Regions from separate parts of the Mus musculus genome. Here regions 1 and 2 are each linked to region 3. A link is a contact called in ENCODE Hi-C or POLR2A ChIA-PET data. All regions are on one chromosome and are shown on one strand. The core of a region is the stretch at or near the end of the contact, and the rest is flanking DNA. Distances in the headings are between cores, read along the strand shown.

Region 1 (3,238 bases), core at 441-2,940, 60 kb after region 3:
GATTTTATCCCCTTCCAGGTTCACCCTCTGACTGTTCCACATCCCATACCTCCTCCTCCCATCTCCATGAGGATGTCCCTAACCCCCAAACACCCACCCCCACCAGACCTCCCCACTCCCGGAGCTTCCAGTCTCCTGAGGGTTAGGTACATCCTCTCTGACTGAGTCCAAGCCTGGCAGTCCTCTGCTGTATTTGTGTGGGGGGCCTCATATCAGCTGGTATATGCTGCCTGGTTGGTGGATCAGTGTCTGAGAGATCTCAAAGGTCCAGGTTAGTTGAGACTGCTGGTCCTCCTACAGGGTTGCGGCCCTCCTCCTCAGCTTCTTCCAGCTTTTTCCTAATTCAACTACAGGGGTCAGCAGCTTCTGTTCACTGGTTGAGTGTAAATATCTGCATCTGATTCTCTCAGCTGCTTGTTGAGTCTTTCAGAGGGCAGTCACGATAGACCCCTTTTTGTGAGCACACCATAGCCTCAGTAATAGCATCAGGCCTTGGGACCTTGGTTTGAGCTGGATCCCAATTTGGCCTGTCACTAGACCTCCTTTTCCTTCAGCTCTTCTCCATCTTTGTCCCTACAGTTCTTTCAGACAGAAACAATTATGGGTCAGAGTTTTTGACTGTGGTATGGCAACCCCATCCCTCACTTGATGCCTTGTCTTTCTGCTAGAGAAGGGTAGAGCCCTCTCCCCAATGTAGGGCATTTTATCTAAGATCCCTCCCTTTGAGTCCTGAAAGTCCTCCCAGGTCTCTGGTATATTCTAGTGGGTTCCCCACCCACCCCCACCTCCTACCTCCCAAGGTTGCCTGTTTCCATTCTGAGGGCCAACAGAAAGAATGGAAGAAAGAATGTGTGTTTGGTTTCTTAAAGCTTCTTAGACTCTGCACAATATTTTAGGTGTCTATTCAGGGAAGACAGCTATTTGTATATAACCTTTTACATAGTATCCTTATTTTTATTAAAACATTTTACCTTTATATGTTACTATACTTTAAAAAAGATTTGTTTTGTTTATGTGGGTGCATGTCTGTCTGTTTGTCTGTCTGTCTGCACACATGCATGTGTAGGTGCTTGTGGAGGCCAGAAAAGGATGTGGGATCCCTTGGAGCTGGAGTTTCAGGGCACAGAAGCTGCCTTATGTGGGTGCAGGGACCTGAACTCTAGTCTGCAGGACTGAGGATCAAGAATCCTAACCATCCAGTGCAGGATTGAGGATCAAGAATCCTAACCGTCCAGCCCTGTCTTTAGCCCCAGCTACACTTTTTGTCCTCGTATGCAGAGATGTCTGGCTCAATTATAGAAAGTAAACCTTTTTCCCCTCTTGTATGAGGAAAGAACAGTTATGTGGTATGGTGAGGAGGTTGGTGTCTTGGGTGTTTCCTTTGTGGGCTTAATGTCCATGGCTCTAGCATGCTTCATCACTCCGGCTGCCCCAGAGAACCAGTTTCCAGCTCCTTAGACTTTGTAGTTCTCTGACACCAAGCAGCAGCCTCAGTGTCCCATTCCTGTCCTGGATTAAGCTCCTTGCTCTAAGGAAAGGCACAAGTCCTTCACCACTTCCCTTTCTTTCTCTTTAAATGCACTGTCTTCTGTGTTTCTCTGTTATTTTAATTTCACGTCTCAGAACATTGCTGAGATAAATGAATGTGCGTGTCTGCTATTTTTAGCTAGCAGTCCTGAAATGTCAACACTCTCCCACTGCTTTTATTCTCCAAGTCAGTGGGCAACTCACCATCTTCTAAGACAGCCCGTCCACATCTTCTTTGAACTATTTCTTGGTGTTGCCTTACCCATCTTTGCCTCTGTAGGACAATGGCTCCCAATTCTTCATCGAAGAACTGCTCTAAGTATGGTGCGTCTGCTGCTTTGCCTGAAACCTTCTGTAGGTTTGAAGACAGCAATCAGAACGTGGCTGCCTTCTCTGAGCATGACCCTGGTCCTCTGTTTTTGTTTTAAGCTCAAGGACAGTGAGAGTATAAAAGGAAAACCTTAGGTCTCATAGACTACACATTTTAGCAACTGCCCCAAGGAAGAAAATGGAGCCATAGGTTAAGGCCACACGGAGGTCAGAGGCATGGTTTGGGGAGGGGCACTCTGGAGAGAGTGGAAAGGAGGGAGGCACCAGGGGTAGCTCTCTGCTTATTCCTCACAGGATACTGTCTCAGAGTTTTCCAGTCTCCTGAGCATTAACCTCTGAACTAACTGTTCACAGATAATGATCCTGGAATTGAAAGCAGGATTCCAGCTAGGCTCCATGCAACACAGAGTATAACGTATCGTCGTCCTTTGAAATATTGTTATATTTGGAAAGGCTCACAAAAATAAACCTGAGTCCTGGATTGTTTTCTCAGACTTTATCTTGTTGAAATTAAAGAAAAAGTTCAGTCTTCCAGAAGTTCTTTGTTTACACAAACTCAGAGTCATACGCTGATCTGTGTGCTCGTATAATATGTGCTAAATATGTGCACAAACTCAGAGTCATATGCTGATCTGTGTGCTCGTATAATATGTGCTAGCTTTATGTAGTTCTTTATTTGTTTGTTTGCTTTTGTGTTAGTCTTGCTCTGGAACTCTGAGGGAACTGGAGCTTGTTACAGAGGTTGAGCTGACCTTGAACTTGTGGTGATCCTAGCCCTTGACTCCTAGGTGATCCATGGTAACATAGGTAACACTCCTAGGTGTTACCACTCCAGGTTTCATAAAGTGATTTTTAAAATTGGAATAATTGGTGTTGTCCCCATTTTAAAAGTGATCTAGGGCATAGGTTGAAAGGTGTTTTCTACATAAATAACAGGATTTTTTGTTTGTTTGTTTGTTTGTTTGTTTCTCGAGACAGGGTTTCTCTGTGTAGCCTTGGCTGTCCTGGAACTCACTTTGTAGACCAGGCTGGCCTCGAACTCAGAAATCCACCTGCCTCTGCCTCTCAAGTGCTGGGATTAAAGGCGTGCACCACCGCTGCCCAGAAAAATGGTTCTTTCTAAATGTGGCAGAGTTGCTTTCTATTTAACTAGTAATAAACAGAAAGCTAGGTATGAAGTATAGGACTAACCTATATACTAAATTGGCTCATTCTGAACTTGAGAGGTAGATGTTATTAACAAGCAACCCAGTAAAAGACAAATAGCTGTATACTTTGTTCAGGGCTCTCTCTCTCTCTCTCTCTCTCTGTGTCTATGTATGTATGTATGTTTTTATGTGTGTGTGTTCTCTGTTGTAATGTAAACATAGCTCTGTGTGTG
Region 2 (2,972 bases), core at 432-2,931, 46 kb before region 3:
CTTTAGCTGAGCATTGGTGGCACTGACCTTTCTTTTGTTTTGGGGGTGGGGGGTTCCAGACGGGGTTTCTCTGTGTAGCCCTGGCTGACCTCAAACTCAGAAATCCACCTGCCTCTGCCTCCCAAGGGCTGGGATTAAAGGCGTGCACCACCACTGCCCGGCTTTTTTTGGGGGTAGGGGGTGGGGGTGGGGAGGTCGCTGGCCTTTCTAATCCCAGTACTCAGGAGGCAGAGGCAGATGAATCTCTGTGACTTCGAGGAGAGCCTGCTCTACAGAGTCAGTTTTGGGAGAGCCACGAAAGAAACCTACACAAAGAGGTTGTCTTGAAAACCCACAAGTTAAAAAAAGAAAAGAAAAGAACCCGGTGTGGTGTCGCACACCTTTGATCCCAGCACTCAAGAGGCAGAGGCAGGCAGATTTCTGAGTTCGAGGCCAGCCTGATCTACAGAGTGAGTTTCAGGACAGCCAGGGCTACATAGAGAAACCCTGTATCGAAAAACCAAAAAGAAAAGAAAAAAAGAAAGAAGAAGTTGTTGTCAATAAGTAGTGCAAAAGCAGGGAGAGTCGCGTATTCCTATATCCCATAATTTAGAAAGTTTAGATGCTGTCTTCAAAAAAAATGCTAGATTTTTTTTTTTTTTTGAAATGTGAGGTAGGTATGACACACTTTTTTTGGTTTTGTTTTGTAGCTCTGGCTGTCCTGAAACTCACTCTGTAGACCATGCTGTCCTCGAACTCAGAAATCCGCCTGCCTCTGCCTCCCGACTGCTGGGATTAAAGGCGTGCTGCCACCACTGCCCGGCACGACACACTTTTTTTTTATATCATCTTCCGTATTTCTTGGGCCTTTAAAGCCACCTTCCAAACTGCCAATCTCCCCAAAAGTTCTGATGTGGAAGCAGTCACTCCCGCTCCGTCAACATCCCCGGTCAACTCTACTAAAGAGGTCCAGCTCCTCCCTCGGGACACCAGAGGCCCAGGCTAGACCACGAGACGACAAGGACACGATAGCTTACTTTTCCAGCTACTTCTTACTCTAGGCAGGCCTGCCGACATGAATGCTCAGAAACCGCCACACTCTGAGGGAGCTCCGGAGTCCCGGGGTCACCCACCGGAAGCTGTGCGTGCGTGCGTGAGCGGGCGAGTGCGTGGACGCGCGCGTGGGCGCCAACCACTCCCTACCGCAGCCCCCCAAAGTGGGAGGCTGGCCCACAATCCCCCGCGAGGGCGGGAAAAGCAAGGGGTCGCCTGGCAAGGGTCAGGGGACACACAACAGACCTCCTACAAGGGTTTTTTGAATTTTTCACAGCAGGAAACTGCCAACTGGTCAGTTTCTGGTTGCTGCGTCTACTACAACTTCCATCCAGGAGGATGGATTCTTGAGGAACCCGTGAAAGAGGGCAGAGCATGGTGAGGAAATATGCTGTACAGGGTTCACTTGGCCTGGCTACCGTCTCCGCGTCTCCGGCCTCTTTTTTTGTTTTTGTGTTCACTGTCAGGCTATATCCGAAACGTGACTCGGACGAGTGAAACTAGAAGACAACCTTACATGAAACCAGTGTGTGGGATTTCCTCAGCAGCAGCAAGGCCTCGTGAGTCTAGGCCGCGCGAGCCCCGCCCCTTACGCCGCGCGTGTGACGTCACGCCACTGACCCTCCCCCGCGGGAGGGCGGGGTTTGGGTTTCCAGCGCTTTCGCGCCTCTTGCTCTACGTCACTGCGTGCGTAGCCGCCGAGCTCTCAAAAAAAAAAAAAAAAAAAAAAAAAATGCAGCGGGAGTTGGTGGGTTATCCGCTGTCTCCAGCGGTGCGCGGGAAGCTGGTGGCTGCGGGGTTTCAGACGGCGGAGGACGTCCTAGAGGTGAAGCCCTCCGAGCTCAGCAAAGGTAACGACTCCCAGCTGCCAGCTGATGCACCGCGGCCGCTTGGCGCCGCCTCCGTCTTCGTTCCGCCGCCTCCGCCAAGCCGATCTTTTGACACCGCTGAAATTCTCTTGAGCTTGGAACTGTGTGGAGCAACGTTTACTGATTGCTTTCTCCGTGCTCGCTGGATGCTTTGAGGAGTGCCTCACTTAATGGTTTAAGGAAGGCTCCTCTTGGACCAGGGTGTCCAATCTGTAGATGAAAGAACCGACTTCTCATCTTGAGGTTTCATGATAAACTGGGTTGGGAAACAATCACAAGCCATGTAATTCTCCTTGGTCAAAGATCCTGGGGGGCGGGGGGGGGGAATTGAAGTTGAAAAATAAAGGATTAGAGAAGGACTAGAGATATTTCAGTGAGAAAAGCAATAGAACATTCCCTTAGACCAGGAGAAAGCTCTAGAAAGACGTTCGTGATTCACAGGAATACTGCCTCCCCCCCCCCCCCGCCCTGGCCCCCGACTTTTCTCAGAGTTCTTTAGGTTACAGATAAGTGGGAATCACAACCGGGCAGTGGTGGCGCACGCCTTTAATCCCAGCACTTGGGAGGCAGAGGCAGGTGAATTTCTGAGTTCGAGGCTAGCCTGGTCTACAGAGTGAGTTCTAGGACAGCCAGGGCTACACAGAGAAACCCAGTCTCAAAAAACAAAACAAAAAAACCAAAGTGGGGACCACTGCATCCTTAATGTTCACAAATCCAAACTTCGTTGTAGTCACCCACTGTGCCAGTAATACTATGCACATCTCTTTGATGGTGATCAAAGAGGACAGAATGGAATCTGGTTTGATTTTTGTTTAAGTGTTGTGTATTGAACTCATGGCTTTGCCAATGTTAAACACTACCACAGAGCTATACCCCTAGTCTAATTTTACATCCCAGCGATGATGCTAACAGAGTAGTAGCAGAATGGGTAGAGCACTAACTAGCTATGTATGCCCAAGGCCCTGGTTTTGATTCCCCAACTGCTAAATAACTAAATAATTGGATAATTCATTTCTGTGTTAGACTTTTGTTTGTTTCAAGAAAAGGTTTGGGGGCTGGAGAGATGGCTCA
Region 3 (3,350 bases), core at 187-2,686:
CGCACCCTCTTCTGTCATTAATAACTGACTGGAAATGGTATTTCTGATCCTAAATCCAGCTGAAACCCAGAAACAATAAATGGAGAGATGGAGTGGATAATTTGTGAGTACATGTTTTTTCAAAGCAGAGGGGAAAAATCACTATGTTTGTGCTGAATTACATGCTGCCGTGGACGTGGTAGTATGCAGCAATGATGCTATCATCCATACAGCTGTACAGCACAGCATCTTCAAAGCACCCACCACCAACATCATCACCATGAAGCCTGAAAATAATAGGTTTGTTTATAGTTTGGTAAGAAAATTAGAATAATTTAAAGTCATTTCAGTTCTAGCTTGGGGGAGGGAGTAAGAAGAGACACAGGAGGTGGTGGGGAAGAACAAACAAAATATAGACAAAATACGGATTATATGGTAGGATAATATAATATAATGACATGCATTATACAGAAACTAAGCAGGGGTTTTTGGGTGATGGAAAACTTACAAGTGAAATCTACCACTTCAATCTCGGATTGAATTCTTGTTGCATCGCTTGCTTTTGACCTTGAGCAAAGTCACTGTTTTGAAGGCTTGTTTCCTCATCTGTAAAACAGAATCCTAACGGTAATAACCTTTGCCTTAAAAGGCTGTGAGGATTAGAGACGAACACGTGTAAACTGCAAAGCCCTATATAAATAAGACATTGTGTAGATACGAGGCACAGCTAGATTTTCATAGAGCAGAGTTAAGGGGAAAGATTCTAAAGGCTTTGGAGACTTTGAAAGGGGCTCTAACACCAATGCCACAGCTAGAAAGTCTTGACTTTTAAGCAAGCGAATTACTGTTTAATTTCTCACGTTCATCTTTTTGAGAAAGGAGGATACATAGAATCAAACGAAAGAACCTAGACAAAGGAAACTACCCTTTTTGGGTGCTCGTGCCTGGACCTTTACTTTTTCAACACATATCATTAGTAAAAGGTGTTTACTGCGTGCCATCGGATCAAGAGATATACTACGGCAAGGCAAGCAGATAAGGAAACTGAAGTCAGTACACTCCTGGTGGAACCAACAGAGATGTCTCAGTGCTTATCATGAAACTAGGGTCTTCACCCCACAAAGACCATTCGAAGTTGGAGTGCAGGAGTCCAGCGTCCTTACCACTCCACAGACTCGACGGGAGGGACCTTGGAATTCTTAATTAGAACCGGTTGCCATGGCGACAGTCTCTAGGCAGCGTGGGCTGAGCTCTCGGTAGGGATTGCGGGTGGGCCGCCGCTGGACCCTGTGCGCGCGCCCGCCACCAACTTTCCCTCCAGACCGGAGCGGGGTGGCGCGCTCCGCCCCCGCCCCCGGGCCGCGCACGTCCGAGCTCGGTGGCGCGCACGCCTGCGGGAGCCCTCTCCAGGCAACCCAGTGCTGATCGCCGGTGCCCGTGCGGCCGTTCCCCCTCCGTAGCGGGAGGCGAGGCTCCGAAGCAGCCCCCTCCTCCTCCTGGGCTCACCTCCCACCCCCTTCCCGGTGGACCTCGGGGCATGAGCAACGATGGCGGGCTGCATCCCTGAGGAGAAAACTTACCGGCGCTTCCTGGAGCTGTTCCTGGGCGAGTTCCGCGGACCGTGCGGTGGCGGCGAGCCAGAGCCCGAACCCGAATCCGAGCCCGAGCCCGAGCCCGAAGCCGAGCTAGTCGCGGCTGAGGCGGCCGAGGCTTCGGGGGAGGAACCGGGGGAGGACGCTGCGACGGTAGAGGCGACCGAGGAGGGGGAGCAGGACCAAGACCCCGAGCCCGAAGACGAGGCGGTGGAGGAGGAGACGGCGACGGAGGGCGAGGAGGAGGAAGAGGAGGAAGCGGCTGCCCCGGGGCACTCGGCCGTGCCGCCACCGCCGCAGCCCCAGCTGCCACCGCTGCCCCCGCTCCCACGGCCGCTGTCGGAGCGCATCACCCGAGAGGAGGTGGAGGGCGAGAGCCTGGACCTGTGCCTGCAGCAGCTCTACAAATAGTTAAGTAGCGGGGCTCGGCCGCGGGTGGGCCGCCATCCCCGGGGTGCCGGCCTGGGTTCCCGTCCCCGCTACCCATGTCCCCGCGGGGCACCCGGGCGGGGTCCCCCCCGCCTGCCCCCGGCCCCTCTTCGCTGGCCCTCTCGGCCAGCTTCTCGGCCACTTCGCACACCTTCCTCCAGAACCTTCCTGCCAAGGTCTTCCCTCCCGTCTTGGGCTCCCCATTCTTCCCTGCGCCTTTCTTCCCGGGGTTTCCTCCCACCTTCGTCTGTCTGTCCTTTCCCGGGCTGCGTTCCTTGTTGGGCGGTGGGGACGCGCGACTCCTTTACAGGCAGTAAGAGGTGCCTTTCTACATAACCGCAACAAAGCTAATACCGTCGGTGCCCAGAGGAGCCCAGACCCCTAGATTTTCCGTCAGGCGCTCACTGTTGAAATGAAAAGGCTCTATAGATGGCTTTCTTACGTGAGAGCCTAGTATCATACTTTGCAGACATTTGACAGCATATAATTGAGAGCGGTAGGGAGGAATTGGGAAGGAAGGGTAAGTAAAACCCTACCGAGCAAGCCGTTAGGTGAAAAGACGAGGTCGTAAGTCAGAAAAGTCAGCCTGGTTGGATAAAATTGCAATTAAGTGCAGTATTTTCAGTCCATTAAGTAGATGGGGTGGGAGGTGGGAGAAAAGCAGATGGCTTAGCTACCCAGATGCAAGTCTAAAATAGAAAGGTCAAGGCTTTGCCTTTCATCCGAGTTCTGCTTTTTATGGGCTTGAAATAGAAACGGTTTACAATCGCGTTTCTTTCCAAATGGAATTGTTCTGAAATAATGCCTCTGCAAACACTGGGAAACCCGAGAGTCTTTTGCCATTCAGCTAATAGTTGTAATGAAAGGTGTTACTCTGACCACCCCAAAAGTTTACTATCGCAAGATTCACTGCGGCTAAGTTCAAACCCACTTCCTGGATTTCTCCAAAGCCTGGAGGGGGCTAGAAAAGAAAGCTATTTTGTCTTCATCAGACCTCATAGACAACTGATCAAACCATTCTCCTGTTAAAAGCAGCAGCCTGTCAAAGGGAAAAGCCACTGAGCAGATCTGTAGAATTGGACTGTGCGGATGCCACACTTTATAAACCATCCAGTAATTAATTTTAAAATACTGTTCAATTACCAGGGGAATTGTGTGTTTTGGGGAAATGCAAAAATAAAATGGCGTGTAATACCACCACCTGGGGATAAACAGCATTAATGGTTGAGTATTTCTTTTTTTTTTTTTTTAACTATCACAGAAAAGGACCTACAGAATGCCATTTTAAAAAAATTACATGATTCAGACACTTAAATATAGTGGAAGTATTTACCAAAGTGAAGGGATTTA

The links. A loop is a pair of places that touch in the nucleus more often than their neighbours do. ChIA-PET counts read pairs that join two places held with the same protein, here RNA polymerase II (POLR2A).
Region 1: a map of heart shows a loop between it and region 3 (2.1-fold over the local background). The contact joins the enhancer-like site here to the promoter of Ppm1e in region 3. A Hi-C loop is called at or near these places in 3 of 37 maps with a recorded cell type or tissue (heart and left cerebral cortex).
Region 2: POLR2A ChIA-PET joins it to region 3 with 16 read pairs in embryonic stem cell. The contact joins the promoter of Rad51c here to the promoter of Ppm1e in region 3. POLR2A ChIA-PET finds 5 or more read pairs at or near these places in 5 of 5 experiments (Patski and embryonic stem cell).

What each region holds. Positions count from the first base shown.
Region 1 is chr11:87,297,708-87,300,945 of GRCm38, reverse strand. The region is part of intron 1 of Ppm1e (protein phosphatase 1E (PP2C domain containing)); the gene reads left to right. Among named protein-coding and RNA genes, the nearest start is that of Gm22883, 19 kb to the left of the region's middle. Within about 2 kb of position 1,690, at least 1 of the 3 ENCODE cell types and tissues checked has a DNase peak (open chromatin) inside an H3K27ac peak, as active enhancers do; it is left cerebral cortex, where a contact is called at or near this core.
Region 2 is chr11:87,403,215-87,406,186 of GRCm38, reverse strand. It overlaps Rad51c (RAD51 paralog C), which reads left to right and starts at 1,681. Exons shown (of 9, transcript NM_053269.4): 1 at 1,681-1,883. The coding sequence starts at 1,766. It overlaps Tex14 (testis expressed gene 14), which reads right to left and starts at 1,122. Exons shown (of 31, transcript NM_031386.2): 1 at 1,017-1,122.
Region 3 is chr11:87,357,080-87,360,429 of GRCm38, reverse strand. It overlaps Ppm1e (protein phosphatase 1E (PP2C domain containing)), which reads left to right and starts at 1,436. Exons shown (of 7, transcript NM_177167.4): 1 at 1,436-1,981. The coding sequence starts at 1,527. It overlaps Gm33937 (a long non-coding RNA gene), which reads right to left and starts at 2,901. Exons shown (of 5, transcript XR_003949755.1): 1 at 2,537-2,901; 2 at 1,560-2,404; 3 at 488-585; 4 at 162-266.